2 separate regions of the Homo sapiens genome follow, and region 2 is linked to region 1. The links are chromatin contacts, found by Hi-C in ENCODE. All regions are on one chromosome and are shown on one strand. The core of a region is the stretch at or near the end of the contact, and the rest is flanking DNA. Distances in the headings are between cores, read along the strand shown.

Region 1 (7,065 bases), core at 4,566-7,065:
CACAAATAAGACTTAGCAGATGTTTGGCTGAAGTGAGCAGTTAAGAGTATACGGTCAAGAAAGGGTTTTCTGGTGGTAGGATTTATTATGTTTAAAGATCAGTGGAAATAATCCAGATGAAAGAGAGTTTGAATATACAAAGGAAGGGATAATTGATAATATAAGGTGAACTGAAGGGGGGGTGGCAAGAAAGGACAGATAGAGAAAATGGCCTTAGATGAGAAGCTTACTTTCCGCTTTGAAACAGTAACCTGAAGCACTTAGGCAATGCTGTAGGATCCTAACTGGTTTCCCTGCTCCTTGCCTTGCAATACAGATATTTTCAACACAGTAGCCATGTCATTTTCTGCTCATAACTTTTCAATGGCTTCCCAATTAACTCAGAATAAAAGCCAATCTTCTTATAATGGCCTATAAGATTCTTCACAGTCTGTTCCTCCACCCACTTCTTTAACCTCACCTCATTTCCTAATATTTTCCCTCTCAGTCACTGCCCTTCAATCACAGAGCTTTCCTTATTATTTCTGAACACATTAGGCAGTCTTTCCTCAGGACCTTTGCTCTTGCTGTCCCCTTTGCCAGAAACATTCCTTTCCAGACACCTGTATAGCTTGCTACCTCATCACCTTCAAATCTTTGCTCAAACGCCATGTGCTCAATAACCACTCTACTTGAAAACATTACTCCTCCATCCAACACTTTACCTACTGTTCTCTGTAGCACTTATTACTTTCTAAATTACTATGTCATTTGATTTTGGTGATGATGAGGCTTAAGTGGAATCAGTATATTCTATTATTTTATAATCTTCAGCAGCATGCAACTGCTCAGAGGTGCTCAGAAAATGAATGGTTGGATTAACTCAGGTTGAAGTTTCGCCAGACACAGGTAAAGGGTTTAGGGTATGCTTCTCAATATTAGCTGAACTTTAGTATCTATTACTTGGAAGAACTTTAAAAAATGGCCAATCTTGAGTCAGTAAGTAATTCTCCCAAGATCTGTTGATTGCATTATTTACATCATCCCTGCCTAGTACCATATGTTGATATGGTGACGTCCTGGTGTTTACTCCCCTTTCCTAGATAGTAATTTTTGTTGCAGTTTCTTATTTTTCGTCATAATTGAATGAAAGCTTCATATCACAAATCTGAGATCCCAAAGCATCTCCTTTTAGTTATGTATTATTCTTAAAATACAAACTCCATAAGAGCAAAACCCAAGTGACTTTGCTTAACACTATGTTCCTAAGACTTGATACGCAGAACTTCAATACTATTTTTTCAAAATGAATAACCACCAGTAGCGAAACATGTATGTGCCAGGTACTGCTAAATTATTTACACAATTTCAATTACTTTTCACAAACAGTACTATACCCTATTAAGTGAAGTTTAGAGACAAAGCAGGATAATCCTCAAGACTAGTAATTTGCCCAAGGTGATGTTGGTAGTCAATAATGTAGCCTGAGCTCTACGCAATGTCATACTGATTCTAAAACCCACGCTTTTAATCACTATACTAGGCTGAGTTTGTGAGGAAGGCAAGGACAGAGAAAAAAGAGATAGAAATGAAGTATGTGAAAATTTTTGGAAATATATCCTTATGATGTTTTAGAAATTGCAACAAAGCTTTTTAAAGTCCCTTTTGGCCAGGCGTGGTGGTTCACGCCTGTAATCCCAGCACTTTGGGAGGCGGAGGTGGCAGGTCACAAGGTCAAGAGATCGAGACCATCCTGGCCAACATGGTGAAACCCCATCTACTAAAAACACAAAGATTAGCTGGGTGTGGTGGCACGCACCCATAGTCCCAGCTACTTGGGAGGCTGAGGCAGGAGAATCGCTTGAACCCGGGAGGTGGAGGCTGCAGGGAGCTGAGATCACACCACTGCACTCCAGCCTGGCTATAGAGTCAGACTCTGTCTCAAAAAAAAAAAAAAAATCCCTTTCACAACTAGAGGCTTGAGGATTTCACTTTTTGGTTCTTCCTTCAGTTCTTCCTTCAATAGAATCACATTAAAATCTTGGTCAACCTATATATAACCTATGAGTTGATAGTTTTTCCCCTCTATTGGTTGGTATGTATTCAGTCTACAGGTTGAAATATGGGTCTTTTACTCATTTGCAAACTTGATATTTCTCATTAGATAGCAGTGTAAATAATCTGCTTTAAGATTTGCTATACATGCAAATTCATGTACATTTTTTAATATCTATTACAATATTTTGCCTGTATTAGGAATAATCTAGCTTTATCCTCCATCTTATTTGTGAGAACAGGACTGGATTTGTAATTCTTTTATTCTTTCACAAAGCAAACAGAAATAGAACCCAAGCTTTTTCCTCTTGAGAATTCAATTTTGCTATTTTTATCGTATACGTTTCTGCAGGCAAATATCCTTTAATTCAACAAATATTTATGGTATGCCACATGAAGCATTCATTCTAGTGGGAAACAACCAATAAACAAAATATATGGCAAATGGTTTAGGAAAAATAGATCAGGGTTAAGGGAGCAACATGGTGGTAGGGCGCCATCATGTAGAGTTCTCAATTAAACAAGACAAGACTTAAGCAGAGACCTGAAGAAGTGAGGGTGTGAGCCAAGCAAGTACTAAGGGGGAAGAGGATTCCAGGCAAAGGGACAGCAGTGCAAAGGTCCTGAGGCAGAGGCATGCTTGGTATACTGGAGAAAACAGGGAGGGAGGGTAGAATGGTGGGAAAAGAATGAGAAAGCAGGGCTGAGCGCGGTGGCTCACGCCTGTAATCCCAGCACTTTGGGAGGCTGAGGTGGGTGGATCACGAGGTCAAGAGATGGAGACCATCCTGGCCAACATGGTGAAACCCCGTCTCTACTAAAAATACAAAAATTAGCTGGGTGTGGTGGCACGTGCCTGTAGTCCCAGCTACTCAGGAGGCTGAGGCAGGAGCATTGCTTGAACCTGGGAGGCAGAGGTTGCAGTGAGCCAAGATCATCCCACTGCACTCCAGCCTGGCGACAGTGAGAATCAGTCTCAAACAAAAACAAAAACAAAAACAAAAAAAGAGCAAATAAAGAAGTCAGTGGATAAGAAGCCAGAAGTAACAGGCAGTTTACATATGGCCTAGTGGATCATGGCTATAACTTTGGCTTTTATTCAAGATTGGAATATTATCTGACTTTTTAAGGGATTACTGCACTGTATGAGACAGCAAACAATGTGGAAGCAGGCATAGAAGGGCAAGATCAGTTAGAAAGCCTTTGCCACGGTCCAGGTTTAATGATGGTGGCTTGGACCAGAGTGAACTTGCTGGAGGTGGGTTACAGAGATCAGATTGTGGATACATTTTGAAGGTAATGCTGGCAAAATTTGTTGATGGAGTCAATGTGAGATATAAAACAATCAAAGATGACTCCAAAGTTTTTAGCCTCCACTAGAAGAATGGAGTTGTCATTTCAAGAGATTGGGAAGATCTCAGCAGGACTTGTTTGGGGTGGGGGGAGATTAAGAGTTTCGTTTTGAATACATTAAGTTTGTGATGCCTGTTAGAAACTCAAGCAGTGCTATACAGTAGGCAGTTAAGTGTGAGTCTTGTGTTCAGAGGAAAGGTGTGGACTGGAAATTCAAATGTGGGTTTCATCCAGCCAGAGATCTGAATGAGATTGCCTAGGGAGAGAGAACAGAGGAGTGCGGGTTGTAAGATTTGAATCTCACGCCACTCCAGCATTTAGAGGCTGGAAAAGAAGGAGAAACCAGTAAGGAGTCTAAGGAACAGCCATTTGGGAAGGAAGAGAAGCAAGAAAGAAAATGAAATCCTGGTAGGCAAGATAAGGAACTTTAAGGAGAAGAAAGTTATCAGCTGTGTCAAATGCTGCTGACAAGTGGAGATGAAGACTGAGAAATAAAAATCAGACTTGAAAACATGGATGCTACAGATGATCTTGAACAGGTCCAGAAGTGTGGGAATGAAGTCTGTGGGTTCGAGAGAGAAGTAAAGATAAAGTATTTCTGTAAAGGAGAGCAGATCAGACTTTTGATAATGTGGTTTTATTTAGAGACAGTGTCTCACTGTCACCCAGACTGGAGTGCAGTGGCAAGATCTTGGCTCACCACAACCTCCGCCTCCCAGGCCCAAGTGATTCTCCTGCCTCAGTCTCCCGAATAACTGGGATTACAGGCGCACACCACCACACCTGGCTAACTTTTATATTTTTAGTACAGATGGGGTTTCAAAATGTTGGCCAGGCTAGTCTCAAACTCCAGACCTCAAAATGATCCACCTGACTTGGCCTCCCAAGGTGCTGGGATTACAGGCATGACCCACTGCATCCGGCCTATTTACTTTTTGAGACAGGGTCTCCCTCTGTCGTCCAGGCTGGAGTGCACTGGTGTGATCATGACTCACTGCAGTCTCGAACTCCTGGACTAAAGTGATTGTTCAGCTTCAGCCTCTGGGAGTAGCTAGGAATACAGGCATGCATCACCATGCCTGGCTACTTTTGAGCAAATGGTTTATACCAATTTCAGCAGACATCTAGTTATCAAACAAATTAGTAGTAATTTTGCTGCCAGTTTTCAAAGTTTCTATGAAATGTTATTTGTTGTACTCCTCTGATGTTTGTCTTCAATGGATTCACTACAAATATGTCAGAAATTACATGTTAAGATGCTACCGAATTTTTTTGTTTTCATAATTTCAGTCACTGTCAATTTTTTTTTTTAGTTACTGGTAGTTTAAGAGAGCATTAAATAGGCTTTTTATTGGTCTGCACATCTCCACAAACAGCAATAAGCTCTACATCTGGCAGATGGATGTGACAAATAAGATTATGTAATTAAAATTTTTTTTCCAACCAGTTGTGATTTCAGAGCCTTTCTCCCTACATCATTCCATCTCTCCATTCTATTAGGTCTAGCAATAACGTAACTTCTTGGATACCAAGTAAATCAGTTACTTTTTATTTTTTGGAGGGGGTTGTTTCTTCTGACTTGTTTACTATTTGCCTCTTCTGTGTTAATCACCTAATTATGTTTACCACAATTCTTTTCATTAAACTATGTTGCCTTACAAATAGTGCAAAAAAAAAAAAAAAAGTCAACCAATCACCCGAATACCACCACTCTCAACTAACGGTTGTTTGGTATACTTCACGTTTCTTCTCTCAATGTACCTGCAGCAGTACATAAAATCAAATTTGTAGCAATTTCACTTAACACACCTGAGAACTTTCACATGAATTTTCTTTCACCAATGGACTTCAGCGAGGAAGAAACAGAGGAGGGAAAAGTGAGAGATAAAGAGAGGGTGGGCAGGGCACCGCTGGGTATGGAAAACGTTAGAAAGGGATGGAAAACGTTAGAAAGGGGTGAAAAGCCGAGCGCAGTGGCTCACGCCTGTAATCCCAGCACTTTGGGAGGCCGAGGCGGGAGGATCGCTTCAGGCCAGGGGTTCGAGACCAGCCTGGGTAACACAGCGAGACCCTATCTCCGGAAAAACTTTTTTTAAAAAATTAGCCGGGTGTGGTGGTGCATGCCCGTGGTGCCAGCTACTTAGAGGGCTGAGGTGGGATGACCCGTAAGCCCCGGAGGTCGAGGCTGCAGTGAGCCGTGATCGCGTCACTGCACTCAGACTGGACGACAGCGCGAGACCTGTCTCAAAAAAAAATAACAAGGGGTAGGGTGGGGCAGTGAGATGGTTCAGCGTTGTTCCCAAGGAACTCATCTCCCTAAATTTCCAGTCTCAAGCGCCGCTTTCATTCCCTGCCCCGAGCGGCGCTCCCCGCTCCGTGCACGCATCTCCGCTGAGGGCCGCCCTGACGCACGGCCTTCTGCCTTGAACACAGAACCCCTCAGCCCTTCCTATTAGCCGTTTCTGGCCGGGACTGCACGCGCTCCTTCCTGCCTCGGGGCGCAGGGTGAGACTTACGTCTAAAGGGCGCCCGGCGAGCTCGCAGCAGCCCCTGCCCCGCGGAGGGCCGGTGGCGCGCGGCGTCCGGTGAGGGGCAGCGGCCCGGGCTCGGTTCCGGCTTCCAGCAGCGGCCCGAAGGCGCCGGAGCACGCTCCCCGCTCCCCAGAACGCAGCTTCCGCGGCTGCAGCCCAGGCAGCTCTTCGGGAAGCGTCCGCCCGTGGTCTCGCCAGGGGGTTTCCGACCTCCCCGCCCGACAGCGCAGGGGCGGGGGCCGCGGCCGGAGAGCTCGCCCGAGAGCACCCCCTCCCGCTGCGCCTCTGGGCGCACGCGCAGCCGCTGCAGCCTCCCTTATTTAGTCCGCGATGGCTTCCCTCGCGCCCCACCGTCCTCTTCCGGAAGGCGGCTCCCTCCCTGCGCAGCCCGGAGCCCCTGAGATCAGCCTCGAGCAGGCGCCCGAGCGAGACTATCCCTAAACGGGAACGGCGGTGGCCGACTCGCGAGTGAGGAAAAGAAGGAAAGGGCAGACTGGTCGCGAAGAGAAGATCCAGGCCTCAGAGGAGGAGAAAGGCCGGAGCCAGCCGAGGTTTGCCGAGGGCGGTGTTCCGGACCCGCGCGGTGCGGGGAGGAAGGCCGAGGGTGGGAGAGGAGGGGCCCGGCGGAAACTGCCGAGGTTTCCCGAAGGCGGCAGCGTCCGAGTTGCCCGGATGTAGTTGGTGGAGCGGCAGCGGCGGCACCAGCGGCGGCGGCGGCGGCGGGAGGAGGAGGAGGAGAAGAAGGACCAGGCGGCGGCAGCAGCGGCGGCGGCGGGGGGAGGAGGGGAGGAGGCGGCGGAGCAGGAGGAGGAGAAGGCGGAGGAGGCAGTCGCTCTCCGCGGGGCTGAGCCGGACGCGTCGTCTTGCCCCCCTCCCCCCGGTTCGCGGTGCCGCCGTGTAGTTGGCGCCGCTGCCCCGGCTGAGAGTGAGCGTGGTGTCGACGGAGGGAGATGGCCCGGGAGCGCCGGCGCCAGTAACTGGGAGCTGATGAGAGTCGCCGAGGGCGCGCCGGGCCCAGGTGCCGGGGCTGCCCGCCGCCCGCCGCCGCCGCCGCCTGCGCGCCCGCCCGCCTTTCGCGGCCGCTCTCCCCCCTCCCCGACACACACTCACAGGCCGGGCATTGATGGTAATGTATGCGAGGAAACAG
Region 2 (7,065 bases), core at 3,998-6,497, 2.8 Mb after region 1:
AAAGTTGTCTCGCCTAGATTTTAGATTAAGGCAGAGGCCATCATTCCACAAATAGGTTATTGAATAATTACTACGTGATAGTGTTTGCCAGATTTTGCAAGTACATACATTGGAACGTGAGTATATACTTGTTCAACAAATGACATAAGACATTTATATCACATTTAACATTAGTATTGTAATTAATGGAAATAGCAGAATTATTGGTTGGTAAGAAATAAGGTTAAAATGCTTTATTTCTATACGCATATTACTCAGGGTCCTGGCCGGAAGCATATAGCACATTCAAAGGATACTCTGAAGAGAGTTTAATGAAGAGACTATTTACAGAGGTGTGGACAGGTTTTAAAGGAAGGAGTGATGAAGCAATCAATCATTACCACCCTGGGCCTGAAGACACAAAGAGAAGAAGCAGTTTCTGGAACTTGGCAAGACCTGTGGCCATGGGATGAGGGTGTCGGACAGGAGCCAGGGACCTCAGGTAGAGGAACGAAGCTAGAGCCACAGCCAGGCAGCAGGGAATAGAATAAATATCCTGACCTCTCTCTTTTTCCTTTCTCTGATCATTTGCCAAAGCCTCCAAATTGGCTGAAACCAAATAGGAACCAGAGGGCAAAGAAGCCTGGGTGACGTGACTTCCACAGAAGTCAGCCTCGCAGAGCATGGAAAGGCAGAGAATGGACTTTGAAGGACAGAGCATAACAAGGATAATATGAAAAAGCAAAGCATTTCACAGAGTTGGAACGATTCAAAAAATTTTAAACAAAAAGAGAAAGGGAAATGATCCAAACAGAGCGGGCACAAAGAAAGACAGAGGAAGGGAATGATTACAAAGTAAAACAGTGGGGGAGGGGCACAATGTCTGATCTATTTATGTAAGTAGGATAAAGAGAGAGAGAAAAGAAATAGAGGCCTGAGGTCTGAAGAGAATGAGAAGGGTGTGACCAGGGATCTTAAAGTTGTGGATATAATTGGACACAGGGTATTTATCACCATCTTTCTCATGTAAGTTTAATACAATGGTAGAACATCTAAAACCTGTTACTGATTGCAAACATTTTAAATGCATGTACACCAAGGATGTTCAATCCTTGCCTCTGTTCAGAGGCAACGACTGTAACTGAGGATCTGTGGTTTACAGAACACCAGCACTGTAGGTCAAAGAAACAGCCATACTCTGTAACAGAATCAATCAGCTGCTAAAAGAAGTCAAGATGACAGAAAAAAGAAATACGTGGATACAAAAGAGAAAAAACAGCAGTAGAAACCAGCTATCAGACCACTGATATCATGGTAAATAATTAAAATTCACTTAAATCAAAAATATGTGTGTTGCTTCCTCTCAAGTTACCTACATATAATTAAGTGTAGAAAAAATTAAATGTTATTCATATTCATAAGTAATATTAGTAATAGAAACTACAATCTAACTTCTATGGAGGCAGCCTTTGAAAGAAATCCTTTTTAATTACTGTGACTTCATGGAAAACACTAGTTTTACTTTTTGGATATTCACCGACATCCTGCAAACATCTTTCTCCATATATTTATATCTATCTCTGTATTACACACGTTCCTGAAAAATCACCTCGTAAATAAGAAACTACACGTGTTAACATTTCATTGACTTACATTAAAAATAGGAGCCTCATTCCCCAGAGGGGTAAGAACCATTCTGTGGTAAACTATGTAACAAAAATCACATGGAAGTATGGAGAAAACATTTGTCCCTGTGATATCTCCTGGGAGGCTGTATTCGAAGGGCTGGCATGGGTCCTGTGGCCAACTGTGGGTTCTGCATCACCCTGTAGTCATGTTTCCTTCCTGACTCAATGACTGCAGAATTTGGTGAGACTGCAACAGTGAAATGACCATTGCCCTCCTTTGTTCCACGGTGAACTGCAAATCCAGAATTACTGTAGGTCAGGAGCCATGGTCAGAGACAAGAATTGAGTAGCGGCTTTATGGGACCTCTACATTCTGTACTTTGAGGGATAACATGTATCACATTCTTTTTCCTTCAAAAACTCTAAGATTAAAATTAGGTATTGAATTCAAGAGTTGCATTTACATGCTATCCTTCCATGAAATTAACGAACTTTAAATTTTGATGAAGACTAGAGAATTATACATTGCACTTCTCAATGTGTTTTGGAAGAGGTATGTGGGAATGATATGCTTCATGTGGAACACCGTGAAATCTCTACATTTTAAACTTAAGATAATTTTATGTCAAATTTTATCCTAATTTATACAGGAATCATATATGAAAAGCAAATAGGTGCAAAGGGTTTATGAAAAATTTATAGAAAAAACTCAGTATTGGAACTATTCTATCCATTTACATTTTTCCCTGTAAATTTGGAATAGTATAGAAATTCATTTTTAGAATATCTTCCCTTCAGCATATATAATCCCAGTGCTCAGTAGAAGCAGTGTGTTAACATTTCATTGACATATTAAAAATAAGCATATATATTGAATGTATGCTGTATGACAGCACTACAATTACTAAAACCAAGAATGCAGGATACATGTTAAAGTCATATATTAGTATCCCCTACCGTTTGATTTGAATAAACCTAAATTTTAATAATCTTCTTTTATAAATTGATTCTAAAGATTTTTCCCCTATTCTTTAGCTGTATTTAAGAGATAAGAAGCAACCGTCACACATGCATCATGTTTAAAGCAGTAATTTATTCTGAGATTTACTTTTGTCTGTTTTCTTTCCAGTCCAGGTATCAATATTTTCAAGAATATTAAAGTATAATAATCAAACATTCAATTCATAACATATATGCTTATCAGAAGCTTTTACAAAATGGAAATTTTATGTTAGAAGATTTGGGCTACCAGTAATATTCACTGTGCATATTTTAAAAAAAAAGGTGAACAGAGTTCATTGTTTAGGGAAAATGATTATGGAGAAACTAAAATCAAGAGCAATTTTAATGTGGATATTAATGACAGTGATCACTTTCATATCCATGACTTTATCTGTTCCTAAGGACTAAAGGGATGAAGGCAGATTATGTACCTTACTGTCAAGAACAGGGTCAGAAAAGGTCAACAATATTAATTTAAGAAATGTTTATTAAGCATCTACTATTGGCTACGTACTCCACTAGGTGTTGAGGACATAGAAATAAGAAAAAAAAGTTACCTGAAAAGGTACTTGTCCACAGTTTGGCCCAAACTAACTAAACCAGAAACCACTAAAGTAAGGAAGAAAATGACTTCTGTTTGTCTCTTCACTTCATCTCTCTATGAGGTGAGGATGAACACTGAAGGAAGCTTAGCAGGGAGGTACAGGCCAGAAAGAGAACATGAGAAAATGCTATTTGTAATACCTCCTAAGTTTAAGAGTAGGTAAAATGTGTGATAGAGCTGGAAAGTTTTTTTTTCCTTTCTGGTCAGAAATCAGGGTAGCTGTAAAAATGTTGGTGGGGTGGGGTCAATTCCATAGTCTATGACCTGATTCGGTAGGCGACTGAAAAACATTGTACAACTCTTAAAAAAAGGGAGGAAGAACTCACACTTAACCAAGCAAAGCAAGGACACCGTGTTGACATACACAAGTTTCGGTTAACATGGTATCAAGGAAAGCGAGGACTGCCTGTACTTAAAATGATCATTAAGACTAATGATTCTAGTTTTGGCATTGAGGATGAATGCAGATATATAGACATAATGTATAGCAAAGAATATTTACAGTCACATTTCATGGACCAATAAATAACGCATTTACTTCTCAAAATGCCCAAGAAAATGTGGGAGAGAAAATGTTCATTTATATTCAAGATTAAACTTTCTAACTTTAAATCATCAGACTTCAGCTGTAAATTTATTTCAGTTGAAAGGTTTGAAGACATTATTAATGAATATTCTAAAATTCCGGAAGGTGTTTAAAAGATAATTTTAACCTAATAAAAAAATCCTGCCATAGAAGTGACAAAAATTATAAGCATAAATTTATTGAGCACCTACTATGTGTCATTGTGCTAGGTGATGTACTACGTTATTTCCAATACTCCGGTCACGTTTCAGTTTTCTCAATTTCTCTATCAATAACTGCTACATTGTTAATTTATAACTATATTACTTGAAATACAGCTCAGCTTATTTATTCCATAAAGTTGGTCCCAAAGACGTTTCCTTATTCGAAGGAGGTGGGAAGCAGGAAGGAAACCTAAATCTAAATTCTACTTAATACTGAAGACGACTTTCTTGATATTTGTGGTTATCTGTATGGTCTTTTCAGAAATCCCAAAACTTGTACCAAGTCAAGGATAAAATAAGATAAAATCAGCAATCTATCAGGTTCAGAGATCACATCTGTCAGCCGATGCTTCTTGCCTTAAGGTCCTGCACGGCGATGACCGCTCATTTAGGAAGGAATTCATGGCCTGTGGATACCTTAGCTCTGAGTCCTGCCACCTAGGATCCCACGGTTCTACGCGAGGAAGAGGGCGGGGAGCGCGGACCGGGTGTGGGAGGCCGAGGTGACAGCAGGTGAGGGCCGGGTGCGGATGGGGAAGTGAGACAAGCACCGTGTGGGTATTACTCATTCCGCTCTACTAAGGAGGCTGCTGGCAAGCGGAACTTCTAGCCTCTCTTTCAATCCAGCTGAAGTTCAATCTCATTGAAGTCACTTCCCATCCCGGTTCGCTTGGGGGGAAACCAGGCGTCCCTGGAAGGGAAGGGAAGGGAGTCCGGGCTGCGCGGGTCAGGTAGCCTCTCTCCGGTCGCCGCGTGTCCTCGCCGTCCCCAAACCTGCCCTTCCCCTCATCAAGGGAACTCCCCGGGGAGTCCAGACCGCGATCCCTTTCCTTGGCCCCGGGGTGCGGGGGGCGGACACGCGAGGCGTGGGACTGATGGTAGCCCTGCCTCCAGGAAGCAGGCAGGCGGGGACCTCTGGGCGCTCGGAGGGGCAGCTCCGAGGGCACAGGGTACAGGGAGAATCAGCCAGATCCCTCCCTGCCCCGGGCAGCCGCGGCGGGTGTGGCCAGCGCGGAGGCAGGACGCCGCCGAGCCTCCAACTTTACCTTTCCAACTCCGACAGCCCGTCGCCTTTCTGACCGCGTCCCTACGGTTTCCCGGCATCCGCCTCCCTCTCCCCACCACACCTGAGGAAAACTTTTCCCTCGCCCCTCAATTCAAATTCAGCAGTGCCCACGGTTGCCGCAAACCGCCCGGTCCCTAGCAACAAGGTTCCGGCCGTAGAGCGAGAGCCTCTAGGTGTAAGGAAGGTGATGTCGTAAAGCCGGGAGTGTCGTAAACCAGGTGCGGTGGGGAGGGGGGAGGGGTGGAGGCGGAGGGGTGGGGGGGAAGGGGGAGGGAGGGGGAGGAGGTGACTCGAGCATTTAGACACAAGCGAGAGGATCATGGCGGATGGCCCCAGGTGTAAGCGCAGAAAGCAGGCGAACCCGCGGCGCAATAACGGTGAGTGGCGGAGGGGACCGGGGAGCGGCGGAGTCAGGGGGAGCTGGGCAGCCGGGGCGCCCCCGGGGGTGAGGGGGGCGAGCCGGGCTGGGGGCAGCCGGGGCAGGGACGGCAAAGTGGAGTGGGAAAGTAGAAAGTAGTGCTCTCTGCCCCCCTCCGCTGCCGCCGCTGCCGGAGCCGCGCCGCGGCCGCTCGCTCTCCCTGAACCGTTATGTCTCTTACCTGGTCTCTCTCCGCCTAGCGGCTCCCGCCGCCCCTGCCGCCTCCCTGGACCGTTAGCCGGCGCCGACGCCGCCGCATCCCCGGCGCAGGGCGGGCGGCCGGGACGCACTGGCCACTTTTCTGGTCCCGGGTGGAGCGGCTGTTGCTTCTTTCCGCACTTTTCCCCACTCTTGTGCCCTTCGGCGCCTCCCTCTCCCCCTCCTCCTGGCCCCCTCAGCGCGATTCTCCCTCAGCGCCCAGGCCCCCGGGAGCCGCGGAACAAACTTGTGCCCGGCGCTGACCGTGCAAAGTGGCTTCCGCGCGCCGCGGCCCCGGCCGGCGCCGTCGCTGTCGCTCGGGCCCCGCGACTCGGGCCGGGCTGTGGGCGCGCGGCAGGCGGGCTGCGGCGGCGGCGGGACGGGGCGGCCGCGGGTTGCGTGGGGTTTGTGCGCGCGTGTGCGCGGGCGCCGGCTGTGCGCGCCGCGGGCGGACAGGGTTCGGCCGGCGGCGGTAAAGTTGGGACCCGCGGGCCGGGCGCGCTCGCGTAACGGGGATTAGAGGCGCGGGGGCGCGGGTCCCTAAGCGCCCCTCCTCCCTGGCGCCTCCCGCTGCCCGGCCCAGAGCCCCGGCCTGGGGACTCCGCGGCGAGCCCCGCGAGTGGGGTCCACGTTTGGCGGGGCGCGGCGGGGCGGCGCGGGGAACAAGGCAGGAAAGGTACCCACTTAACGCCGCCGGGAGCCGCGCGGATGGGGGCGAGCTGGGCGGCGGGTGTGTTTGCGGAGTTGTTACCTGGGCTTAGAGACCGGGAAGCACCACAGACAGATCCCCCTCCCGGGGCAGACGAGGTCTCTGCGCCGGGATGGGCCGGTGTGCGTGCGCCTCGCGCTTTTCTCTTTCGGTTTTTGGGGAAGTTGTTACCTGGGCCGGACGCACGGAGCGCTGAAGCCGGATAATGGGGCTTGGATGGCGCTCTGGGTCTCGGGTGGAAGGAGGGTGGGGGAGGGGGCGGACGGACCGACGGACGCGCGGGGCTGCTACTTGCACCGCAGCTGCAGTGTTTATTGATTTGTGCTGCTGTGCCAAGGGAAACACACACCCCTCTGCCTGGCGTGAGAGTTAAAAAAAAAGAGAGACAGCCCGAGGGATCGAGACCTGAACATGTGGTGGTGGTTGCACAGTCGCCTTTTCCAGTTTGGAGAGACGTTGTAAGTTGATTGTATTTCTGGTTATCTCGGGGCGATGCTATGCTTTCTCTCCCTCTCGTGCAGCAGCGAAATGTCTGCTGATTGTTATTGTCTGGACAGTTCCTGTGGCGAGAGGGGCGAGACTTGTCCGCCCGGGGGCGGCGGGAGCGCAGGGAGAGCAGCCCCCGCCTGCGCCGCCCCGGTACCTGTTTGTATAATAATGGGCGGCAACGGC

What was found. Hi-C counts contacts between places; a loop is a spot of excess contacts on that map. Pooled maps may share reads with other maps.
Region 2: a map of naive thymus-derived CD4-positive, alpha-beta T cell shows a loop between it and region 1 (17-fold over the local background). The contact joins the promoter of ZEB1-AS1 here to the promoter of WAC-AS1 in region 1. A Hi-C loop is called at or near these places in 2 of 168 maps with a recorded cell type or tissue (CD4-positive, alpha-beta memory T cell and naive thymus-derived CD4-positive, alpha-beta T cell) and 8 of 50 pooled maps.

The regions. Positions count from the first base shown.
Region 1 is chr10:28,526,539-28,533,603 of GRCh38, forward strand. It overlaps WAC-AS1 (WAC antisense RNA 1), which reads right to left and starts at 5,816. Exons shown (of 3, transcript NR_033805.1): 1 at 5,197-5,816. It overlaps WAC (WW domain containing adaptor with coiled-coil), which reads left to right and starts at 6,580. Exons shown (of 14, transcript NM_016628.5): 1 at 6,580-7,065. The coding sequence starts at 7,042. RefSeq lists silencers at 5,834-6,253, 6,624-6,773, 6,984-7,063 and enhancers at 5,980-6,663, 6,284-6,473.
Region 2 is chr10:31,313,848-31,320,912 of GRCh38, forward strand. ZEB1-AS1 (ZEB1 antisense RNA 1) reads right to left here and starts at 5,248. Exons shown (of 3, transcript NR_148979.1): 1 at 5,049-5,248. It overlaps ZEB1 (zinc finger E-box binding homeobox 1), which reads left to right and starts at 5,369. Exons shown (of 9, transcript NM_001174096.2): 1 at 5,369-5,445. The coding sequence starts at 5,388. RefSeq lists silencers at 4,564-4,623, 5,364-5,813, 5,854-5,943.